Linked DNA regions of Homo sapiens: region 2 is linked to region 1. Evidence: chromatin loops called from intact Hi-C (ENCODE). Cell type or tissue: IMR-90. All regions are shown on one strand. Each heading gives the region's core, and the rest is flanking DNA. Links, peaks and the distances in the headings are about the cores only. Region 1 overlaps LINC01013 (long intergenic non-protein coding RNA 1013). Region 2 overlaps CCN2-AS1 (CCN2 antisense RNA 1).

What was found. Peaks named below come from ENCODE experiments on the same cell type or tissue, not always from the same donor. Only the 100,000 strongest peaks of a DNase experiment are listed, where the experiment ranks them.
Region 2: it touches region 1 in a loop (6-fold over the local background); 70 of 110 quality-filtered maps call a loop at or near these places.

Annotation. Positions count from the first base shown.
Region 1 is chr6:132,158,591-132,163,983 of GRCh38, reverse strand. LINC01013 (long intergenic non-protein coding RNA 1013) reads right to left here. Exons shown (of 6, transcript NR_187602.1): 5 at 3,070-3,217. Among named protein-coding and RNA genes, the nearest start is that of LINC01013, 29 kb to the right of the region's middle. In IMR-90, for the core only: a CTCF peak has its summit at 2,491 (motif pointing right); a DNase peak (open chromatin) is centred at 2,533; H3K27ac peaks cover 160 bases.
Region 2 is chr6:131,922,271-131,927,663 of GRCh38, reverse strand. The region is part of intron 2 of CCN2-AS1 (CCN2 antisense RNA 1); the gene reads right to left. Among named protein-coding and RNA genes, the nearest start is that of CCN2-AS1, 23 kb to the right of the region's middle. In IMR-90, for the core only: CTCF peaks have their summits at 2,605 (motif pointing left) and 4,100 (motif pointing left); a DNase peak (open chromatin) is centred at 2,593.

The sequences.
Region 1 (5,393 bases), core at 272-5,271:
TGCACACCTTGAGTCCTCTTGCTTCACCTAAGTTCTGAAAGCTGTATCTTCAGGACTCTGAGGGATTTCTTTCCTGCAGTAAGCTTCCTAGGGGAAAGTTAATGGAGAAATGCTATGTCTCATTGATGCAGTTGGGCTTGAGGCTACATCTGTGATAATTTATTGTCCTCTTCCTCTACACTCTATCCTAGAATCACTTCTCCCACAGCTAGCACCTGGTCTTGGTGGCTTACCTGGTTGGATGACCCAAACCCATATCTCTGATTGTCTAAACATCTGGTCCTCAAGCCCTTATTAGATTGTGGCTACTGTATTTGTCAATTTATCATGAAAACTGGGCAAAGAATTGCCATGAGATAATCAAGTACCAAATATGTTCCTCCCCTGTCCCAGTGTGTCATAACAGCCTTTCTCCTGATGATCAGCTCAATTGCTTCTATCAATATGGTATTCCCCCCTTGCCAACTTGTCCCTTGGCATATGGAGTCTGAAGTGCCCAGGCCAAAATCATAGCTTATGTTTCACTGATAGATATTCCCCATGGTAGGAACGAAGACCACTAAACACATGGAGTTCAGAATTTCAGAAAAAGGAAGCAGAAACTCCCTATGTGTCATTGCTATTTTCTTTTTTTAAAAAATGTTACTTTATTTTAGTTCTGGGATGCATGTGCAGAATGTGCAGGTTTGCTACATAGGTATACATGTGCCATGGTTGTTTGCTGCACCTATCAACCTGTCATCTAGGTTTTAAGCCCTGCATGCTTTAGGTATTTGTCCTAATGCTCTCCCTCCCCTTATGCCCCACCCCCCAACAGGCCCCGGTGTGTGGTGTTCCCTTCCCTGTGTCCATGTGTTCTCATTTTTCAACTCCCATTTATGAGTGAGAACATGCAATGGTTAGTTTTCTGTTCCCGTGTTGGTTTGCTGGGAATAATGGCTTCCGGCTTCATCAATGTCCCTGCAAAGGACATGAGCTCATCGTTTTTTATGGCTTCATAGTATTCCCTGGGGTATATTTGCCACATTTTCTTTATCCAGGCTATCCTTGATAGGCATTTGGGTTGGTTCTAAGTTTTTGCTGTTGTAAATAGTGCTTCAATAAATATATGTGTGCATGTGTATTTATAGTAGAATGATTTATAATCCTTTGGGTATATACCCAGTAATGGGATTGCTGGGTCAAATGGTATTTCTGGTTCTAGATCCTTGAGGAATCACCACACTGTCTTCCACAATGGTTGAACTAATTTACATTCCCACCGACAGTGTAAAAGCATTCCTATTTCTCCACAGCCTTGCCAGCATCTGTTGTTTCCTGACTTTTTAATAATCGCCATTCTAACTGGCGTGAGATGGTATCTCATTGTGGTTCTGCCCCAAAACTCCTTAAGCTGATAAGCAACTTCAGAAAAGTATCAGGATACAAAATCAACATGCAAAAATCACAAGCATTCCTATACACCAACAATAGACAAGCAGAGCCAAATCATGAGTGAATTCCCATTTACAATTGCTACAAAGAGAATAAAATACCTAAGAATACAACTTACAAGAGATGTGAAGGACCTCTTCAAGGACAACAACAAACCACTGCTCAAGGAAGTAAGAGAGGACACAAACAAATGGAAAAAAATTCCATGCTCATGGATAGGAAAAATCAATATTGTGAAGATGGCCATATTGCTATTTTCAACTCTTCATGCCTGCCACCATGTGTAACCAATGGAGCACCACATATCTAAATAATGGAGCACAGTACCATACAATGGTCATGAGACTTGAGTATAGACTGTATCTTGGAATATGATTTCTTATCCTTATATGGTATCATTTTCAAGCTTCTGCCTCACCTATGCCTTCTATGAACTACTTTATTGCTCTTCAATGGCAGCCTCTTTTGGATGGTGTAGTTTTTAATAGGAACAGTCGATCTTATAATCATCCAGCCACTGTTGCACCTCTTTTCCTGTAAAGTGAGTTTCTTTTACAACAAAGGAAACAATCAACAGAATGAAGAGACAACCTATGGAATAGAAGTAAATATTTGTAAACTACATATCTGATAAGGAGTTAATATCAAAAGTATATAAGGGACCCAACTCAACAGCAAGAAAAAAATCTGATTAAAAAATGGGCAAAGAACCTTAGTAGACATTCCTCAAAAGAGAGATACAAATGGTTGACAAGTAATACTCAACATCACTAATTACCAGGGAGATGCAAATTAAAACCACAATGACATATCAGCTCACACCTTTTAGGATGTGTATCAAAAAAAGAGACAAGTATTAGTGAGGATGTGGAGAAAAGCAAATACTTTTACACTGTTTACAGCAATGTACATCAATACAGCCATTATGGAAAACAGAATAGAGGTTGCTCTTAGTCCAGAATTTCTGAACAGTGGCATATTGACATTTTGGGGTGGATTATTTATTGAGGGAGGCTGTCCTGTCCACTACAGGATATTTAGCAGCAACTCTCTAGCCACTAGATGTCAGTAATATCCTCCCGTTTCCGACAATCACAAATGTCTCCAGACATTGCCAAAGGTCTTGGGGGTGGGATATGGGAGATAAGGAATTGCCCATGGTTAAGAACCACTGTGTTAGTGTGAGGCAATGCTATATGAGATCTCCTGTTGATGGACTAAACTCTCTGCAATCCCACGGCTAATGGTGCTGTTTGAGGTTCTTTGACATAAAACACAGACCATACCTGGAATATGTATAAATTCAAAAAGCATTAATTCGAAATGAATTAATGCTTCCATCCTTTGAGGATGGAAGAAGTCCAATGAATTTAACTTGCCACCAGGTTGGCTGGTTGATCTCCTGAAGAGATAGTGCTGTATTGGGGGCTTAGTGTTGGTCTCTGTTGCTACTTCTGGGACATTTGGCAGTGACAGAAGTTATAACAACTTCAGTAAATTGGTGGGGCCCATGCAAAACCTGCATCCCTTACACCATGCTTACTCTGTTCATGTGCTTATTGTCCAAACACTGAAGTCTCTGATGACAGAGTATGGCTGATATTGACTGGCTGACACTTTGTCTACTCCAATTACCTGGTTGTTTAATGTCTCTTCTAGGGTAGGTATATTCTCCCTTAGACATTAGCTGCACTACAAAGATCTTCAGACTTTGTGCCCACTCTCACTAGTTCATTCATATACCATGACTCCAGACTGCTCCTGATCTTCCCATCTTTCAAGACTGAATGCAAAAAAAAAAAAAAAGGAAAACATCTCATCAATATTTTCATGCTGATTACATGTTGAATGACAATATTTAGATATATTGGATCAAAAAATATGCTACTAAAATTTATTTCACCTGTGTTTTTTACTTTTTTATTTTATACTGTTTTGCTTTCTTTTTAAAAAATTTTTATGGGTACATAATAGTTGTACATATTTGTAGGGAACATGTAATATTTTAGTACAAGCAAATAATGTGTAATGATCCAATCAGGGTCATTGGGATATCTATCACCTCAAATATATATCATTTTTTTGTGTAAGGAACATCCCAATTCCACTTGTTTTGTTGTTTTGAAATATACAATAAATTATTAACTATAATTACCCTGTTGTGCAAGTGAACACTAGCTCTTATTCCTTCTATCTAATTGTATGTTTGTACCTATTGCCCATTCCCTTTTTATCTCCTGTTCCCAACTATCCTTTCAAACCTCTAATAATCATTATTCTTATTCTCTATCTCCATGAGCTTTTTTTTCAGCTCCCACATATGAATGAGAACGTGTGATATTTGTCTTTCTGTTTCTGGCTTATCTCATTTAGCATAATGTCCACAAGTTTCATCCATGTTGTTGTAAGTGACAGGATTCCATTCTTTTTTTATTGCTGAATAGTATCCCATTGTATATATGTACCATATTTTATCTATTCATCTGTTGATAGACATTAAGTTGATTCCATATCTTGGCTACTGTGAATAGCCCTGCAATAAACAGGAGAGTGTCGATATCTCTTCCACATACTGATTGCCTTTCTTTTGAATATATACCTAGCAGTGCAATTGCTAGATCATATGATAGTTCTATTTTTAGTTTTTTGAAGAACCTCCATACTGCACTCCATAGTGTCTGTACTAATTTACATCCCCACCATCAGTGTTCAAGGGTTCCCCTTTCTCCACATCCTCACCAGCATCTAGATACACACACATACACAAAATGGAAAGATATTCCATGTTCATGGATTGGAAGAATCAATATTGTTAAAATGTCCACACTACTCAAAGCAATCTACAGATTTAAGGCAATCCTTATTAAAATACCAATGACATTCTTCACAGACACAGAAAAAATAATCTTTACATTTATATGGAACCATAAAAGAAAACCAGAATAGCCAGAGTAGAGAACTCAGAAATAAATCCATGCACTTATAGTCAACTAATTTTTGGCAAAGGTGCCAATAACATACACTGGGGAAAAAGACAGTCTCTTCAATAAATGGTGCTGGGAAAACTGGATATCCATATACAAAAGAATGAAACTAGACCCCTGTTTGTCACTATATACAAAAATCAAATCAAAATAGATTAAAGAATTAAATCTAAGACCTGAAACTATGAAACTACTAGAAGAAAACATTGGGTAAATTCTCCAGGACATTGGTCTGGGCAAGGATTTCTTGAGTAAGTTCTCAAAAGCACAAGCAATCAAAGCAAAAATGGACAAACGAGATCATATTATGCCAAAAAGCTTCTGCACAGCAAAGGAAACAAAGTGGAGAGACAACCTACAGAATGGAAAAAAAAATTTGCAAACTACTCATCTGCAAGTAATTAACAACCAGAATATATAAGGAACTCAACTCAATAGCAGAAAAACTAATAACCTAATTAAAAAATAGTCAAATGATCTGAATAGATATTTCTCAAAAGAAGACATACAAATGCTAGCAGATATATGAAAAAAAGGCTCAACATCACTAATAATCAGAGAAACGCAAATTAAAGCTACAATAAGATACCATCTCACCCTAGTTAAAATAGTTTTTGAGTTTCTTACATATTTTAGATACTCATTCTTTTTGAATATGTGGTTTGAAATTTTTTTCCCAGTCAGTAGCCTAATTTTAGAGCATCTTATCGGGGTCTTCTTCAAAGCAAAAGTTTTTAAAATTTTGATAAAGTCAAATTTATTACTATTTTTTTTTCTTTTTGAATCATACTTTTGGTATCAAGTCTGACAGCTCTCTGCCTAGGCCTAGATTCCTAAGATTTTCTCTTTTCTCTTATGTTTTTTTTCTAAAGCTTTTATAGTTTTACATTTTACAATAAGTCTATTATCCATTTTGACTTACATTTTATATAATGTGTGAAGGTTAGATTGAGGTTTATTTATTTATAATGTTAG
Region 2 (5,393 bases), core at 109-5,108, 240 kb after region 1:
CAAGGAAGAAACTCCTAAGACGTCCGAACATCAGAAGGAACAAACTCTGGACACACCATATTTAAGAATTGTAACACTCACCGCGAGGGTCCGCGGCTTCCTTCTTGAAGTCAGTGAGACCAAGAACCCACCAATTCCAGACACAGCAGGACAAGCTGGCAGGAACCGGAAAAGCCATCCTCTAGGTCTATACGTGAAAATGCAATTTGAGGTGCTACGGAAATCCTTTACCACTGCACTATGCAGAGCCGTCGCCACTAGCCACACATTGCTACTGAGCGTTTGAAATGTGTCTAGTGCAACTAAGGAACTAACTTTTAAACTTTATTTAATTTGAATTTATTTAACTTTAAAAAGCAATATTCTGTTCAGTTATTGAAAAAGTTTAATGTATGACTAGAATAATTCAAGTATATGACTCTGTTTTCAGTCATAAATTTTATAAAATCTCTACACAAATCAGATATTTTCAATGGAAATTTAGTGTCCAAGTTGAGATGTGCTTTCAAAGACTAAGTATAAAAAAGTGTAAAATATATCAATTTTATAATGATTATACATTGAAATAACAACATTGTATCGGGCTTAAATAAAATATATCACTTTTACTATGTGGCATTAACATATTATTAATATAGTACTAAATATATTAATAGATTAATTTAATATATTTAAATATAAATATACTAAATATTTGTATATTTTATGTAAAATATATAACTATATAAATGTATAAAGTAATATATTTAAGAATATATTAATGTATCATTGAAACTAATTTTACCTGTTTCTTTTTATTTTTTTAAATGGGACTCCTGAAAAATTTTCAATTATATATATGACTCATGTATTTCTTCTTTTTTTTTTTTTTTTTTAAGACAGAGTTTTGTTCTTGCTGCCCAGACTGGAGTACAACGGTGTGATATCGGCTCACCACAACCTCCACCTCCCGGGTTCAAGCCATTCTCCTGCCTCAGCCTCCTGAGTAGCTGGGATTACAGGTGCCTGCCACCACACCCAGCTAATTTATTTTGTGTTTTTAGTAGAGATGGAGTTTCACCATGTTGGCCAGGCTGGTCTTGAACTCTTGACCTCAGGTGATCTGCCTGTCTTGGCCTCCCCAAGTGCTGGGATTACAGGCATGAGCCACCACGCCCAGCCTGACTCATGCATTCCTATTGAACAGTACTACACTATTACATGTTGGTGTGTATATCCATTTAAATTGTTCAATAAATATAATTTTAATGGTTAAATACTGTACAAACTATTTGATAACCATTTTTTCCACTTCTCAATATGTCAAGAACATCTTGCCATAGCAATAGATAATCATCTACAACCTTGCAAAGACTAAAATGAATGAGAGATCCTTATTTGCCAGCATGAACTTACTGCTGAGCAAATTATTTGTGTTGGACCTCCATTCCTTAATTAGAACACCTCCTAAAATACTGAGGGCAGAGCAGAGAGGTAGCAGGTAGGGGAGCCCTGGACCATGCAATGAGATGTGTTTCCAAGAATCTAAGTACAGACTTGGATGAAAGGAGTATTTAAGAGCTAAACTTTTCATATTACATCTGCCCTAGTTGTAGTAACAATAAGAGACAATCATCTGTCAATAGCTTTTGTGGGCTATTCTGTCATTCAGGCTTATGCTCAAGCAATAATACCATTTTTAGGAGGTGACTATATAGTTGACAAACCATACAGCACCCACAGACTGCCTCTAAGCAACCAATACAAAACAGATTGATGAGACTTGCTGTACTTAAAGTCTTGTAAGAGAACAGGGAGTAATAAAGTCTCAAAATAGATTCTCTAATAAGAAAATTTTTCCTTAAATGTCAACTTTTGAATTTCAGCTCAACTATAGCAAATCTGTACTCCTCATACTTAAAGAATAATTATTCTTAGATGGAAATATACTGTATTTGATATATTGAATATACTGGCACAAAAAGGCTAAATTATTTCACAAGTTTTCAGATCCCAAAGGAATAGTTAATGGCACCAATACTCCTTGCACACTAAAAATTGTCTAGAGACAATATTCATCATCAACACTACTTCTCAGAGATGCAACATGGTTTTGGGAAAAAATTAGAGGTTTCTAGTGTTTCAACAACCTGCATTTAAATCCTGGATTCACATTTACCAGTTGTGTGATCTTAGAATGTAATTTAACCTTCCTAAACCTTTCCCCATCTTAAAAGGAAGCAGTAATAAATGCACTGTATGTCAACGTAAATATCAACATTTAGTATTTCATTCATTGGATCCTTTGAAGCATTTATTTTGTGCTAGGTACATAGTAGCTCATATATAAGTGCTAAGTAAAATTCTTTCTCTTTTCTTTTCCCCTTTATGTTACTTAAACATCTAACCCAGCTACACTGGAGAACACACAGGTAAAAGAGCAGAGATAGGAAGAAAATAAAAATAAAACATGACACCCTGCCATAAAAGACTAATAGGATTATATACAGTTTGGGTTTTTTTCCCCCTCATTTCGCTTGCCCCTAATGATTTTGTTTCAAAAGACATTGCAATGGAAGTCCACTGCAATAGAGTCATTTGCTCTTTCTTTTGTATTACACTGACATCGTGTGGCCATCTGAAGACGTCTCTAGAAATTGACAACTGTCATTCCCAGATTTTTAACCTTCAGCTGCAGAGATGCCATATGAGTAGTTGAATCTCTACATTTAAGAACCAAATGACAAAACAAGTCCCTTTTGGAGGCTTTAAACATATTATATACATAGATAATTCTAAGAATTCAGATTAGCTGAATAATTTGACATATTATTCTGTTATGGTTTAGATAGTTAATAAAATATTTATTTTTTGTTTGTTTTAGGGAGAAAGGTCTCATCCTGCCACCCAGACTGGAGTGCAATAGCATGATCATAGGTCACCACAGCACCAAATTTCTGGGCTTAAGCTATCCTCCTGCCTCAGCCTCTGAACTAGCTAGGACTACAGTCACATACCATCATGCCTGGCTAATTTTTTTTTTTTTTTTTGGTTGAGACAGGGTCTTGCTATGTTGCCCTGGACTGGTCTCAAACTCCTGGCCTCAAGCAATCCTCAAGCCTCAGCCTCCCAAAGTGCTGGGATTATAGATGCGAGCCACTGTTGTCAGTCCATTAGTCTTGATTTACACTTTAGTAATTTTCTTTTGTGATTTGGAGACAAAACTTTACAAACATTTTTGTAGGCCTTTAAAACTTTATATCCATAAGCACTGTATCTGGAGCACCTAATAGATGAAATATTGTTTTATGACAGGGCTTCCCAAGTCATCAGAATCCTTGGCATAGGATTTGTTAAAACAAAGATTGGTGGTCTCCATCCTCAGAGTTTTTGACTCTGTAGGTCTGAGGTGGGATCTGAAAATTTGCATTTCTAACAAATTTCCTGGTGATGCTGATACTCCTGGTCCCAGCACTACATTTGAGAACCACTGGTGTTGTGTTTGCAACTGCTAGGATTCAGAGCAGACCATGAGTGAGGTGAATTCCACTTAGAGGAGCAAGGGTATGTGCAGCTGTATAGAAGATATTTGATTTTTACCTCAAACTGCTTACCATGTGGCAAGAGGTACTGTCCGAAAGACATGGTGGTGCTGCAGTGGGCAGTGGAGTTCCAGTTTTTCTATTAATTTGTAGAAATCCCCTGGGAAGGTCATTGCCTCTCTCTGGGGTTCGGTGCTGCCTGCACAGAGTGAGTTTTGAGGATCAAAAAATTATGAGATAGCAGGGCACTGTATCCATGAGAGTTAATACTTTATCAGTATTAAGTGAGAAATCAAAATAATGTGGAAGCATAATATTCTTTATATGCAGTCTAAACACTAATGCAATGCAAGAGAGCAGGAAAACCTAAGTGAGAAAGAAGTGGTTTGGCACACCATTAGCTAAGGCTAAAAAGGCCCTCAGGACCAGCTACTCTCCCATAGCTTCAGAATACAATTGCTAAAAACCTGGAGTGAACTGAAGACTGTAACCTTATTTTACAAATGAGAGTACCAGCACGGATGAAATTGCAGTTGCAAACTGGCCTCTGAACCTAGCAAGACCCATGTCCAACAGCGACACCTTGTGGCAATGACTTAGATAGCTGCACTGAGGGACAGCTGACTCCAATGCTCTCTGTCTGGGGCTTGGAAGAGGACCAACTCCCTTTATATTGAATAATCCTGAGGAATTCTTCAATAATTTGGGGGAGAAAGTAAGACCTCAAAAGAGAGACACTGGATTCTTGCATAAAGAATAAAATCCAGGCATCTGGATTTTTTTAAATTACACAGAAAAATTGTGACCAGATTTGTATATTAAAAATCAGTAATATGGGTCATGTGTGTAATATAATATTTGTTTCTGCTGTGGGAGAGTCAAGCAGGACTCAGTCTTCTGTATCTAGATCTGTAAAGGGCTCCAATAATGAGAGAAGGAGCAGCTGTCACTGGTCCTACTCTGTTGTTAAATATATCTATGGGTGCTAAGGACTACTTGAATGAATAACCTCAGGTGTTAAGAATTTGCTAGATGGATTTATGTTTCTGAGCTGTAGATAAACTGAACATTCTCCCACTACAAACCTAGAAATTGTGGGTAAAATATAGCCAACATTATTTTAAATGCATTGTTGAGCTCTCAAGAAAAAAGAGGAATTCTACAGGGCCTTCAAATAATAATAAATTTAAAACTATGAGTGCCAAATAACACGGAGGCCACCTTGGAAGGGAGGAGAGTTTCCAGTCCCAGTAACCAAAAGTCTGCAGTTTTAGCACCCATATGAGCACAGAATGTAAAACGCTGAACCCAGCTGATGAAGCTGAAACTACAACCATCACCCCATGACCATCCCCCAATAAAGCCAGAACACTTACTGAACCAAAACTTCATTGAAGGGGTGGGTTAGAAAAAATCCACTCACTAGCACAAGGAGAAACAGTTTGATCTGTTTGGATAGGAAAACAATTTTCCTCACCATTTATATCTGTGAGTCTTCCCATAAAACTCCTTGAGGTTTGAAACAGTACTACCTATATGGTCTGAGAACCCCCAAGCCAGGAGATTAATAGTTAGTCCCAATATACAAATATCTCGGGTATCTGACTGAAGCAAACTGGAAACCTCTTCAGAGGGGCATAGTTCCAAGTCAGGTTGTAGAGGATTTCTACAGATGAAGTCTAAGATGAGTTCGCAATTCAAAATTACAAAACATAATTTAAAATGATCATCCATGAGAGAATGTTGGGATACAAAAGCAAGAATAATAGACCACAACCCACAAGTTAACAGAAAGGAGGAGCAGAACATCAGTTAGGGATGGGGATGGGATAAGGAATAGGTCTCCACTCCATGCAAGTGGAAATGACTGCT